Linked DNA regions of Homo sapiens: region 1 is linked to region 2. The links are chromatin contacts, found by Hi-C or POLR2A ChIA-PET in ENCODE. All regions are on one chromosome and are shown on one strand. Each heading gives the region's core, a stretch centred on a gene start or an enhancer-like site at or near the end of the contact. The rest is flanking DNA. Distances are from core to core; before and after follow the strand shown.

Evidence for each region. Hi-C counts contacts between places; a loop is a spot of excess contacts on that map. ChIA-PET counts read pairs that join two places held with the same protein, here RNA polymerase II (POLR2A). Pooled maps may share reads with other maps.
Region 1: a loop to region 2 is called in a map of PC-3, with 4 times the contacts of the local background. The contact joins two enhancer-like sites. A Hi-C loop is called at or near these places in 3 of 168 maps with a recorded cell type or tissue (MCF 10A, PC-3 and PC-9) and 2 of 50 pooled maps. POLR2A ChIA-PET finds 5 or more read pairs at or near these places in 2 of 52 experiments (T-cell and activated T-cell).

The regions. Positions count from the first base shown.
Region 1 is chr1:221,483,696-221,490,815 of GRCh38, reverse strand. No RefSeq gene overlaps it. Among named protein-coding and RNA genes, the nearest start is that of LINC02817, 150 kb to the right of the region's middle. Within about 2 kb of position 2,860, at least 2 of the 41 ENCODE cell types and tissues checked have a DNase peak (open chromatin) inside an H3K27ac peak, as active enhancers do; they include PC-3 and PC-9, where a contact is called at or near this core.
Region 2 is chr1:221,434,920-221,442,105 of GRCh38, reverse strand. All of the region lies in intron 3 of LOC105372932 (a long non-coding RNA gene), which reads right to left. Among named protein-coding and RNA genes, the nearest start is that of LINC02817, 100 kb to the right of the region's middle. RefSeq lists an enhancer at 1,203-2,402. Within about 2 kb of position 1,990, at least 8 of the 41 ENCODE cell types and tissues checked have a DNase peak (open chromatin) inside an H3K27ac peak, as active enhancers do; they include PC-3 and PC-9, where a contact is called at or near this core.

The DNA.
Region 1 (7,120 bases), core at 1,611-4,110, 48 kb before region 2:
ATTTTGTTCCCCAGTTCCATTGTTTACATTTCCATGTTTTTCTCACAATTGTAAGCCTGCAGTGTAAAGCTTCTCAAAGGGGTTCTGTTAGCATTGTCTGGGCAATTCTTTTTTGTGTGGGGTTGTGCTGCACATGACAAGACACTTAGCTCCTGGGTTTCATCCACTAAATGCCACCTATGCAATGTGACAAAGAACTTCCCTCAGTTAACAATGACTTTCAAAAGAGAACGTCCAGGACATTATTTATTCATCCTTTTCTTTTCCACAGCAGTTAGCACAGTGTCTTTGAGAGAATGAACATGGAGTAGCAAAAGGAACTTAAAGTTGGAAAGAATGGGTGCCAACTCCTAACTCTATCATTTATTAACTATGTGACTTTTGGTAAGTTTTTTATCTCTCCCTTAGCTTCTGTGTCTTCATCTATAAATTGAAGTCAATCGAATCTACTCCACAGGGCAATTTTAAGAATTAAATAAATAATGTAAGTAAAAAAAAATTTTTGCACATACTAGGTGTTTCATATATTTTTGTTTCTATACCTCCTTTACTCTCATTTAAATTAAATAAAAATCCAGAAATAATTATTACAACATTATTTCTTCTAGTAAAGTTTGTGGCTCAAATCTTTTTAAAGAAAATGTGTATGTGTGTAAGATTGTGGGTGCGTGCATGTAATTGGCATGAGATCTAGAAAGGTAAGTATGCAGCCAAGCACCATGGCTCACTCCTGTAATCCCAGCACTTTTGGAAGCTGAGGCAGGAGCATCACTTGACCTCAATAATTCAAGACCAGTATGGGCAACATAGTGAGACCCTGTCTCTACAAAAAAAAAAAATAATAATTAAAAATAATTAGCTGGACGTGGTGGTGCATGCTTGTAGTCCCTGTTACTCAGGAGACTGAAGCAGGAAGATTGTGTGAGCCCAGGAGGTTGAGGCTGTAGAGACTTGTGATTGTACCACTGCACTCCAGCCTGTGTGACAGAGCAAGACTGTCTCAAAAAATAAAAAGAAATAAAAGGTAAGTGTGAAAAGATAAACAAAATATTTAACACAATATCTCTGTTTTTGTTATATTATTTAATTTGCTTCAATAGCCAACATAGCATAAATGACTTTTGTAGTTTGAAAAGAAAAATTCAAGCAATAGTCTAAAAGCACTTTTAAACCAATTGAATTGGATTGGAAAGCATAGTGCTTCTCACTTGGTACGACAGCAAAGAATGGGTTGTTTCTGACTGACAGATTTTCAGTTTGTATTTTTGGTTTATTTTATTTTTAGAGTAGAAGTTAAAGGAGAAGAAAATGAGATCTTTCCAAGCCTTCCTGAAAGAAAATGAGAAATACGTCATTGGCTCTGAAAGCACAAATGTGATGAAGCTGAGACCAGGCCTTGCAAGGAAGGCTGATTGACAGGATGTGAAGCTGATGCAGGGCCATTTGTTGGGGTGATACTGCAGAGCACCAGCTGGGTCTGTAGATAGAGGCAAGTAATGACAGTGCTGCCTCTCACCTCTCCCATCATCTTGTGCCTTCCTGTGTGCCTAAAGTCAAGAGGACTTTACTTGTGTTTGGGGCCTTCTCTGATTAACACAAGGCAGTGGCAGGGATGGGGGCAGCAGAAAAAGAAAGAAGCATCTTGTGACCCAGGAAGACAGTGGCCTTGGCATATTTGTATATAATTTAGAAAATCAGGATCTATGTACCTTGCTTGACTCATAGTAGGTATTCAATAAACTGTTGTACTTTCTTAGAAAAAAAAAGCCATGAATAAATGCATCTACTCGATATCACCCATCTGACAGGAAATAATGTCTATGTGTGCATATAGGTTTTGTGAAATGGGATGGGTGACACAAGACCAGGATAAAATATGGCATGCACTGATACATGCTTAATTGACATTGTAAATCAATTACTTTTTTTTTCAAAAGTGGATAGGAACTAGAGAGTTAGGAAATGACTGCTAATGTGAGCTGCTACTAAATGCATTAAAGAATTAAGCAATCTTCTTAGAACTTTCCTGAGATATGAGTATGAGATATCGTGGGTGTAATGAGCCACATTGCTTTGAGGTTTCCACAGTCCTGTGTAAATAATTACACAAACAAAATCTTAGCCATTTGATTATTGATAATAAATACTTATCAAGTTTCATTGCACACATGCTAATGCCTTTTGAGTTGCTAGGCATTTCTTAAGTAGGGAGGCAATGAGGCACTTAAGCAACATGGGCAGGAGAGAGAATTCATTGCTCCCTTTACACATACTTCAGGTGCTTCTTGAATAGAAGTGACAGGGTTTGGAATGGTGACATGAATATTTGTTGTCCATCAGTCAATTTCCCAGATCACATATTGTTTCTGACAGCATCTTCCCAGAAGATGGAAACCAACTTTTTTACATTCCATGTTATAGCATTTCATGGATCCCTTTCCACATAGTGTTCACATGGGAAAAACACACATTACGATGCTGTCTAGTGATAGATGTGCACCACAAAATCATCACAGGGCTGAGTAATTCCAAGAGGGGTTGAACATTTGTGCCAAGAACTTTCTAGATTAGAAAATAAATACATTTGTTAACATCAAACATTTTGGTGAGACCAGAACCTGGCCACTTCTTATGGATGATAAGTCTGTATTTTTTATTTCATGGCCAGATTTCCTATTCCTGGGACCTAATTATCCCATGCATAGCGTTTCCGGCAGAAGTACAGAAAGACAAACAGTCTCATTTAATCTATTTGATTTCTTTTCTCCACTCCCTCAAGGTACAGAGGCAAATTCCAGTTTAGTAACCAAGGCCTGAGTCATCGAATAAATAACTCAATTTCTCATCCTTGTTCACTGAGCCAGTTGTATAAACAAACACAACGTTTTTTTCTATGTCAAGTGTGTGAACGGGTTTACCGGGACATTGCATTCGGAAATTGCATAGAGATGCTGAAAATCATTCAGGGTGAAAGGAACAGGGAGAATGGTTACATAGCCAATGTCCAAAGCCTAAAATATATCTCTGGAGATTAATTTTCAATGCAGATACAGCAGATTAGTTCTCAAATTAAAGAACTAGGATCTATTAATTAACAGGTAAAAGCAACTAGCATAGAACTTTAAGGTTCTATGCTAGTGCATAAGGCACAAGGATAGAAATCATTTTGTTTGAGATAATTTGTTGAATAGATATGGTTGGAGCATTCATTTCTTTGTTCATTGAACTAAATATTTTTGAGTGCTTAGAATGTTCCAAGCTCTCTACCCATAATAAGGATATAAAAATGAGTAAGTCCAAATCTGGAAGGCCGAGACGGGTGGATCACAAGGTCAGGAGTCCGAGACCAGCCTGGCCAACATAGTGAAACCCCGTCTCTACTAAAAATACAAAAATTAGCCAGGCATGGTGGTGCGCACCTGTAGTCCCAGCTACTCGAGAGGCTGAGGCAGGAGAATCACTTGAATCTGGGAGGCGGAGGTTGTGGTGAGCCAAGATCTCGCCACTGCACTCCAGCCTGGGCAACAGAGTGAGGCTCCATCTCAAAAAAAAAATAAGTTACATAGTCCAGTGATGTAATGATGAAGATAGGCTCGAGGCATTATAGAATCATCAAGAAGAGGCACCAGCCCAGCTGAGAGGGTCCCTAAAGAACATCCCACAGAAGCTGGTGCCCAGAAGGAGGCTTATGAAAAGTAGCCAAATAAAGAGCTGGGGATAGGAGCTGGGGCTGAGAGGGAGTAAGGAGGAAGGCAGTGAGAAGTATTACTTCTCCTTCCTACACTTACTCAAAGGAGACCTGTCTACTGACTCAAGTTTCCAGAGACAAGACAGACAGTAGCAGTTTCGAGAGCACAAGCTGATGAAATGGTGCCCGCCATCTCTACCTGAGTAACAAAAGCTGCCACATGTCCCTTGTTTACCACATGGTAGACACTGTGCTAAGTGCTGTACACACATGGTCCTCCTTAATGCTTACAGCAACCCTAGCAGGTTGGTATTTTTTTCTCATTTTACAGATTGGGAAACAGAAGGTCAGAGATGTTAGGTAACTTGCTCAAAGTCACACAGAGAATAAGTGGAAATTAGAAACCCTGATTCAAGCTGACCTGACACTAGATTCCTCATTATTTTGTTCTGTAGTGGTTTTAAGGTGGGGTCACTGACTGAGAACCTAGCAGGTCAGATCACTGTCTAGATAACTGAAAATACTGATATCTGTCCTCTGGATTTGTCAATTGTGTGAAAATGTTATTGAATGAAATTAATGACTGTCAGGTAGAAGTAGAATTGATCATGCTCTATATGATGAGGACATAGACATAGTACATAACAGGTGGCAGCTAGAGGAAGACAGATTGAGTCTCAATTTGCAGAATTTGCCAATTATTTGAAGCTCCTAATGATGCATGGACTTCCTCAAGAAAGAAATCTATCTATCTATCTATCTATCTATCTATCTATCTATCTATCTATCATCAAGAGAGTTCAAAGCATTGGTTCACACGTTGTGGAAGCTGATGAGTCCAAGATTTGGAGAACAAGCTGGCAGGCTGGAAACTTAGAAAGGGTCTCTAATGTTGCAGTCTTGAGGCCAAATTCTCCATCGTGGAAAGTGTCTACATCAAGCTTGAATATTGCAATATCACAATGCAGAATGTAATGAAAATGCAAGCCTCTCCAAGGTGTCTGATGTAGTATTCCCTTTGGGGAGCCCCAGGGTGCCTGCCACTCCTGTGGTTTCTCACTGAGAAGGGTTTTTTTGTTGTTGTTGTTTTGTTTTGTTTTTTTTTTGGTTTTTTGGGTTTTTTTTTTTGACGGAGTTTCGCTCTTTTTGCCCATGCTGGAGTGCAGTAGAGTGATCTCAGCTCACTGCAACCTCCGCCTCCCAGGTTCAAGCAATTCTCCTGCCTCAGCCTCCTGAGTAGGTGGGATTACAAGTGCCTGCCACCACGCCCAGCTAATTTTTTATATTTTTAGTAGAGACGGGGTTTCACCATCTTGGCCAGCTGGCCAGGCTGGTCTTGAACTCCTGACCTCAGGTGATCTGTCTGCCTTGGCCTCCGCTGAGAAGGTTTTTAAGCCACTCACCCCCTACAGGTTGGCCTGATCCTTGTAAGAAGGCTAGAGCTGAAGCTTTCCCTTAGATGGAGATTCTATCTGGGAAAGTGATATATTCTCAATCAAGAACCTTATTTTTTAGAGTCTAATATGACATACAGAGAAACAGAGATTTCTATAGCAAGGCAGAATAAGACACACAGAGAAGGCACAAAGAAGCAGAAGTCACAAGGCAAACAAGCTGAGAGTTAGAAGCCTTGGGTAGCAAAAAGAGTGGAAAAGAGTTCATTGGTAGCGCAAGAAGCAATGTTAGCAGTCAAAATTTCCCCTAATGGTGGAGCGCAAGAGTGGAGAAACAGATTTCCTGGCTTTTCAAGCAGCACTGTAAATTTGTACTGAACCCATTTCTTTAGGTAACGTTGGGTGGGGAGAGGACCTTATTACCATACTCTTTGGGCTTTCATATGAGAAGGGACTTGAACTTGGTTCCCTAGAGATTCCTCTTCAAAATATATCCTCCCAACCCAGTCTGCTTTTAAAAAATCCTTTCTAATATTTGGGTATTTTCTATCATCATCCTGCACAATGCAAGCATATCCTTATTTCTTGATTCATCCACTGTAGACTGTATATATTACCATTTGCTCTTGAGAAACATATATTTTTATATAAAAGTTAAAAAATTCTCCACAGTGGCAAATAAGAAGAGTTTAAAAATGATCAATGCAATCATATTAAATATAAAGAATATTCAGAAAGGCTATCTCTCCAGGCACCTTTGTTCTTCTACTGGTAGAAAATGCGAAAGGAAAAAATAAATTAAAAAGGGGGTAAGCGCATTTTTATGTGGTTACTCTCTATATTTCCAGCCACATTCTTCCCTGCAAAGAATGGAGGTACAAAACCAGTAATGGTTTCTTCTCTACAAATGTATTTCTTCTCTGCAAATCCTTTATTTACTCATTTACATTTTTTAAAAAATTATTTCACCACCAGAGTCATTCCTGTAGAATTTTATCTTACTATAGACATTCAAATTTGCTGCAGACATGCAGCCTAGACAAATTGGCTCTGACTCTTTTATGCAAGCATAATAGATGTCTTTGAAATCCTACTAATGAAAGAACTGAGAATCTGGGTACTGGCCACTCTGGATTCATCGCTAAATTCTGCCTGTTTTCCAAATAAGCAGCCTATCTCTTGCCCTGCACACTTTCATAATCATTGCTAGTATGCTAAAAATCTGCTTATCCATTTCCTCTTCTAGGTTAAATCACAACTTCTCTGAGAAATGACAACAGGACTGTCCTTTGGCCTTCACACTCCCCATACTATAAGTACTGAGTGCTCAGCTCATGTAGATGGTCTATCTTCTGATGACTGCTAAAGTCAGGTCATTGGCGATGCCAGCTCTGGGGTAGGACAGGGGCAAAACCATACATTGCCCTTGAAGCTATATCCATCAAAGCCCTCTATTTACAGAATCATAGCCTGAGATGAGCACTAAGAGAAGCCACCAACCTACTCATTTACCCTTCCTGCTGACCTGGGGTAGTGAGGGGAATAGAGAAATGGGATAGAGAGACATGCAAGAAGTATACTCTAGAGTTTTTTGCCATGGTATTCTGTGTTTTCATAGATTCTATATTTGTCCATTTGACATTCATTAATTATAGGACCAAACTAATGGCCAAACATATTTATATCTTCCTGGTGATTCAGTTTTCATAGGTGCATGAAAATCATATTCTAAACCATCCAAACAATCCTGGATCTATACCCATAACCACCTTCTTTAACTTTTACATACCAAGACAATATTTCCCCTGCCCTAAATCAACCACGTAGGGCCTAGTACTAAACAACCAGGGACAGTCCCTATGCCCCAAAGCCTGCTGAAATTATTCAAACTAACGTATCTTAAGCTGTTTCCCCTGCCCTGCCTTGCTTTTCCCATGGAAACCTCACTAAAGGCTATAGCCTTACTCCCACTTCTCCTGTCAAACCTGGTGCTTCCCGTGAGGCCCTGCACAGCACACCATGCCTTCTCTCAGGAACT
Region 2 (7,186 bases), core at 741-3,240:
AAACTATCTTTAACCTCCGCCTGCATGTATTAAGTGGATTTTCTTAAATACCTACAACAACCCTGAAAAGTGCAATTGTTATTTTTAGTCTGTATATGAAGAACCAGTGCATAAGGGAAAGAGGTAGGATTTGAACCCTGAGTTTTTCCACTATGCCCATTTTTTTCCATTTTTTATTGTGGTAAAATACACATAAAATTTACAGTTTTTACCATTTTAAGTGTACAGTTTAGTGTTACTAAATACATTCATAATGCACATCCATCACCCCATCCATGTCCATAAATTTTTGTCCTGTAAAACTAAAATTCTATACCCATTAAACAATGACTCCTCTTTCTCTCCTCCCCTACAGCCCCTGAAAAACACCATTCTATATTCTGTTTCTATGACTGTGATTTCTCAACTATATCATGTAAGTGGAATCATGCAGTATTTTCTTTTGATGAGTAGCTCATTTCATTAGCATCCTGTCCTCAAGGCTTATCCATGTTGTAGTGTATGGCAGGATTTTCTTCCTTTTTAAGGCTATTTTGTTTATCCTTTCGTCCACTGATGGACATTTGGGTTGCTTCCTTGTTTTGGCTATTATGAATATGGCTGCTATGAACATGGATGAAGTAAATATCTCTTTGAAACCCTGCTTTTGGTTATAGACCCAGAAGTTCCCACTAAGCCCTTTTGCTTTGGATTCCCTACGCAGAGCCCTCTAATTGGACTTTTACTTTCCTGCCTTTGAGCTTTTCCTTTTACTGCGCAGCCTACCTGGCCTGTCCTATTTTGGTTCCCTGCCTATTGAAGTCCTGTTTATTCTGCAAGGCTCTTCTATTTGTACCTAGCCCAATGCCTTTCACACAGTAGGTGCTCAATAACTAATATATAGTTAGATATATCTTTGCCATATCTGTGCTAAAACAACATAAAAAGGTAGGAGGCAGAAATGATGTCTTATTATCCCTTATGGCCTGCACACAGTAAACAGTTTAGGAAAAGTTTATTAAATAAATAAAGTCCCCATGCCCCCTGGAACAAAAGGTATGCAGGGCAGTGTATTTCATGGGCTGTCCAAGACCTCATGTCAGAAACGTATGTTTAGGCAGCAAGAACACACAAGAGGCAAGAGAGTAAGAAAGTACGCTGGAAAATTTTGCTAGCTGGGTCAATTCCAATTTGGCAAAAACAAGCCTTCTGCTTTTTCTCCAGGGTTCTTTCTCCCAGCATCACTTATTAATGCTAATTAGTCAAGGGTGTGCCATGATGCAGAACACTTGTGACCCATAAGGATTAGAGAGAGACTGTCATTTCTCAAATGACCCACGAGAGGCAGCCAGAGGCAGTGACGGGGAAGGAGAGGAGGGGAAGAGGAACTTCTCTGCAAAGAATCGCACTAAAGTAAGTGCAAGTAAAAATAAATCCACATATAAAACAACTGTACAAATGTTAGCAGTATTTTCACAGCTGGGTTTCTTTGCCTAAAATACTTAGCACTTACTTTAGAAAACTCACTTCTAAACATAAATGGTCTGACTGATCACAGAAGCTGAACCCTGATACAACTCTGACTTTGAACTTGACTTCTGCCCAGATGGGAATAAAAATAATGACTTCTTCTAAGTAAGAACCTTAATTGCCATGAATTCACACCAGACTGTGGTGGGTGACCTTTACCTCACATATGAGGAAATTAAGGTAGGGCTTGGTTTAGGAAGCTAGATTCATAACAGTCAGCATATTTATATCCAGATTAGGCAGGACTCTGGATTTAAAACACTTTCCCTTGGAAAACACCGACTCTGTCTGTTTCCATGGCACTAAAAACACCCCACTTGAATAACTGCCCAGTTACTTATCATAGCAGGATTAGTGGTCTTCTCAAGGCATCTGCATTCACATTCCTGGTATTTATTTCCTGTAGATATTGGTTTCAAAGACTGATGCCACAGGACATGAATAATCACGGTGACTCACTTTTAGGGACTTTCCCCTGGGGAGTGCCACCTACAGAGCCTCAGAATGAAGTGGGCACATATTAATTAAAATATGTTTCATCTCCAAATGACTATGACAGAAGCTATACTGATGAATATGACAACTAAATACAAAATAATACCGCAATGACTAGCAATGATTCAAATATTGTGCTCATGATGTTATCTTTCATCCATTTATTTAATAAATGGATTTATATAATGAGTGACGGGACTTCTATGTGTCAGAGTGCTGGTTAGGACAGGCCATGTTTCAATAAATTTACAACCCAGCAGGCACTGTTCCTATCAACTAATGAGATTTTTAAATTTAATATTTTTTGGTCAAAGCAAGGGAGTCTTCAAAATTACCAAAAAATATATTTGGTAAGGAAACAGTAAACAGAACCAATTATTCCTTCTTGGTTGAGTTAAGAAAACACGCTTTGTGCTTACACTTCCCATAGTGATCAGGGATTTCTCACCCCTTGAATTTCTGTAGCATAAATTGTTGACGTCTCTTCACTTCCCTGTCTCATTTCCTTGCCCAGGTGGTGAGCCCTGTGCATGAGCCTCTGCCTGACTCATCTTTGTATCTGCAATGCCTCACACATGCCTCATATCTCCCCGCCAGGCAAGCAGTGTTAGTGAAAACAGGATGTCATCAGTTCAGTAAAGAAGAGATTGACAACAAACTGTGAATAGAAAAGTCAAATAGGAATGCATTGGCCTTTAAAAAAATTATTTTCCAAATTATCCTATAGTAAAGTTGACTTTTTTCTTTGATGTACAGCTCTATGGATTTCCACATATGTATAGATTTGTGTAACCACCACAAAGAGGATACGAAACAGTGCCATAACCCCCCAAAGCTTCCCCATGCTGTCCCTTTATATTCACCCCTCCCTCCACCATAATCCCTGGCAATCACTAATCTCTTCTCCACCATTGTGCTTTTGTCTTTTGAAACTGGCATCTCTTACTCAGCACAGAGTTATCTAAGTTGTTCTTTTTTATGACTGAATAGTGTTCCATCATATGTGGTATCACAGTTTATTTACCCTTTCACTCATTGAGGGACATTCAAGTTATTTTCAGTTTGAAGCTACTGTGTAAAAAAAAAAAAAAAAAAAAAAAAAAAGCTACTCTGAAGTTTTGTTTATCAGTTTCATGTGAACATACATTTTCATTTTCCTGGGGTAAATACTCAGGATCGGCCTTGTGGAGTTATAGCGTAGATGTATGTTTCACTTTATAAGGAAACTGCCAAGCTATTATCCAGAGTTGCTGTAGCATTTTCCAATTCCAGCCATCATGTATGTGAATTCTACTTACTCAGCATCCTTGTCAACACTCTGTGTTGTCAGTATTTATTTTGGACATTCTTTTTTTTTGACGGAGTCTCTCTGTTGCCCAGGCTGGAGTGCAGTGGTGCGATCTTGGCTCACTGCAACCTCTGCCTCCCGCGTTCAAGCAATTCTCCTGCCTTAGCCTCCAGAGTAGCTGGGATTACAGGCGTGCGCCACCACGCCCAGCTATTTTTTTTTCTTTTTCTATTTTTAGTAGAGATAGGGTTTCACCTTCTTGGCCAGGCTGGTTTTGAACTCCTGACATCAGCTGATCCACCTGCCTCGGCCTCCCAAAGTGCTGGGATTACAGGTGTGAGCCACCACGCCTGCCCTTATTTTGGACATTCTGATAGGTGTGTGGTTGTAGCTCACTGTTGTTTAAATTCACATTACCTTAATGGCTTGTGGTATTAAACATCTTTTCTCGTACTTTATACAGCAGTCCCCTCTTATCCAAGGTTTTTCTTTTTGCAGTTTCAGTTACCAGCAGTCAACTGTGTCCTGAAAATATTAAATAGAAAATTCCAGAAACAAACAATTCGTAAGTTTTAAACTGCACACTGTTCTGAGCAGTGTGATGAAATCTTGCGCAGCCCTGCTCCGTGGGACATGAATCCCCTCTGTCCAGTGTATTCATGCTGTATAGGCTACTTGCCTGTTAGTCACTGAGTAGGCATCTCACTTATCAGATTACTGTCACCACATCCATCGCATAGTCATTTTATCATCTCACATCATCACAAGAAGAAGAGTGAGTGCAGTATGAGATGAGGGAGAGACCACATTCACATAACTTTTATTATAGTAAATTATTATAATTGTTTTATTATGAGTAGTTATTTAGGGTTCAGTACGATCCACAGTTTCAAGCATCCACTGGGGGTCTTGAAATGTATCCCCTGTGGTTAAGGAGGCGATGGTGGGGGAGTCTCCTGTGTCTTCTTTGGTGAAGCATCTGTTCAATCTCTTTGTTCATTTTTAATTGGGTTATTTGATTTCTTATTGTTGAGTTTTGAGAGTTTGTTATGTAATCTGGATATAAAGTTCTCTGTTAGATAGGAGATTTGAAAATATTTTCTTTTAGTCTGTGGCTTGTCTTTTTATTCTCTTGGAAGTGATTTAGCAGAGCAAAAGTTTTTGATTTTGATAAAATTTCATTTTTTCTTTTTTGTATCATGCTTTTGCATCATTTAAAATTCCTTTCCTAATCCCAGATAATGAAGATATTTTTCTATGTTTTCTTCTAAAAGTTTTACAGTTTTATGATGAATACATTGCCTTTTGATGAACAAAGAAAATGGGCTACTTGATAATAGATTTCCTTCTTGGTGGTGTAGTTTGCCCTATTGATTTTGGAGAGTTGTAGGAGCCTTCTGGACAGGGCTGCATGCCTGGGAATGTCTCTTGCATCACACACAGGCAGAACCGCAGTCTGCTATCCACCATCAAATATTCAAAAATAGTCTGATAAGCAAGTGTTTTTTCATGTGTGCTAGAATCATATGATGATAATGCCTGATCTGAACCAATGCGAGACTACTTTTGTTTATTTTATCCCTACTGATGTGACCACCACACATTCAGTAATAGAACTCTTCATGTGTTGAATTAGGGGTCCTACTCCAGTCCCTGATCAGAGTATTCCACAATATTCAATGTATAGACTGTGTTACATATCTACCGTCTGAAAATTCTGAATTCTGAATAGTGGATTTGTTCACAAGGGTTTCAGAAAGAGGATTGTGCATCTGACATTTAAATGGTTCTTGTGATATGATAGTTCTCATAGTCGCAACGAGGAAGTCTTCTTCCAGTGTCCCCAAACCTGGCCAGAAGTTCACATTAATTTGACTGAGGATGGAAAGAGGGGTCACTATATTTACTACATTATTCAATCCAAATTAATATGTTTCTCTCATGACAAAGGAGGTTTCTTGATATCTTTTCCCATTCTTCTTTCTGGTGATAAAACTACTGACCAGTCAGCCTCTAAATATTGGAGAAGGCCTTGACTTTCACATGATGATGTATGTATATGAGTACACACATCGGTTAGAAACAGGATGGGAGGCCAGGGTTAGACCCAAGCAAGGACACCCCAGCCCTCTGCTTGCCAGGACTGGGATGCTGTGTGTCCATCTGGGCCAACTGGAAACAAGAAGAAAGACAGGGCTTGTGGCATGATTTGGGGCAGCCTGTGCACAGTGGCTGGCACAGAGCAAAGGCCCAATAGAAGTTAAGCAAAGGGCATTCTGACCACGATGTCTGGTCATTTCAGGTGTGACTGTGCCTATAATTGTACCATAAGGAATTCAGCCCATGCGACTAAGCTATGCCTTTCTCTGTAGTAGCTTAATGGGAAATCAGGGCATCTCCGGCACTGTAGTGTGTCACTTCATCAGACATAGAGCCAACTCACACATTTGTCCTTCTGATGCATGTCTTTCCTCCTCCTTTACCGATGCAAGTAGAGTGAGAACCCATGCTATGATTCCACTCCCTGTCTAAAACCAAGTGTACTCTGAGAAAGTTAGAAACTATTCTGTATCTGCTTCCAGAAGCTTATCTCAAGACTTAAAAATTGAAGAGAATAAAATTAATAGCCAGGAGTAACAAAAAAATAGAGAGATTTTAGCTTGCCATTTCTTTAAGTTATGTATTTTTGTCTTGTGAGGTTCAATTTGGAGAAAAGCACTTAGACACGAGGCAGGGTCGGTTCAGGGGCAGGGCCATATTTAAAAGCTCAAAATGCTTGCTTTTGTGGTGACAAAGGAATCGACACTTCTTTTTTCTTCCCCAAAGGAAACAGAAGCTTATTATCCTGACAGAGGAAATGCAGAAATTTGTAGGTGGAGATTAACCCTTACTCCCAAACACTGAGGCTCCTGTTCAACTTCTTGCTTAAGAGATTTTAGTAACTTTTAAAAATTCTTAGCATGCTACATTGGTTGGCTCTCCAAATAATTCAGAAAACTTGTGACCTGAAGCTTTCATGGAGTTGATGTAACTGTTCTGGAAATCTCTTGACTTGAACTTGAGACTCACTCACACACAGCTGCAGTATGTCCACCATCAACAGCAATCTGTACCCAGAAAGCAGTGGGAAATGGGGAAAAAACAAGAGACAACCTCAAAGAAATCTAGGTCTTTCCTGAGCTGCAGTTCTACATATTGACCACCAGGTGTCTATCTTCACACAAGCAGTCTTGCTTGGATGATGGTGTACTACTTGACTGTGGGATTATTTTAAAAATGAAAGCAATTTTTTAGATATGGGTATATATGTAAGTATAAATGTGCAAATGTAAAGTGAAGTCTCAAAGCCAAACTTAATAATTTACAATTCCTTATCTAAGTAGGATAATCAATTGAACCTTGTGTTGATCTTCTAAAGTTGTTTGGAAAAACTAATTGGGGGAGTAAATGGCCAATAGATTTGGGGAATGGTGAAAAAAAAATTGTCCTCTTCCTAAATTTTATCATGCTTTTTTTTTAAATTTCAAGATTCTTAGCATGCAAACAGGTGTATGTTCCCAGGAACATGGTTTTTGGTAAAAACAGACGAATTGTATTCTGAGCTGGCTTCTGTACTCTGTAGTTCAATTTCATAGTTCAGTTTCTATTGTAGCTTATTTTCCAGTTTCAATTCTAGGCCCTGATACAGGTGAAAAATATCTCTACCAGGAAGTGCAAGAATAAGATTTGACTTTTTTTGTCCCATAATTGGAAGTGACATTATAGTAGAATTAGATAACTCCAGTAAGGTTTAGGATGCACAATTTATGCATTTATGTCAATCTTAGAAAAGAAGTGCTCTTTTGGTCTGTAAAGAAAGGTCACCAGATTAAACAGTTTCAGGGATATCTTTTA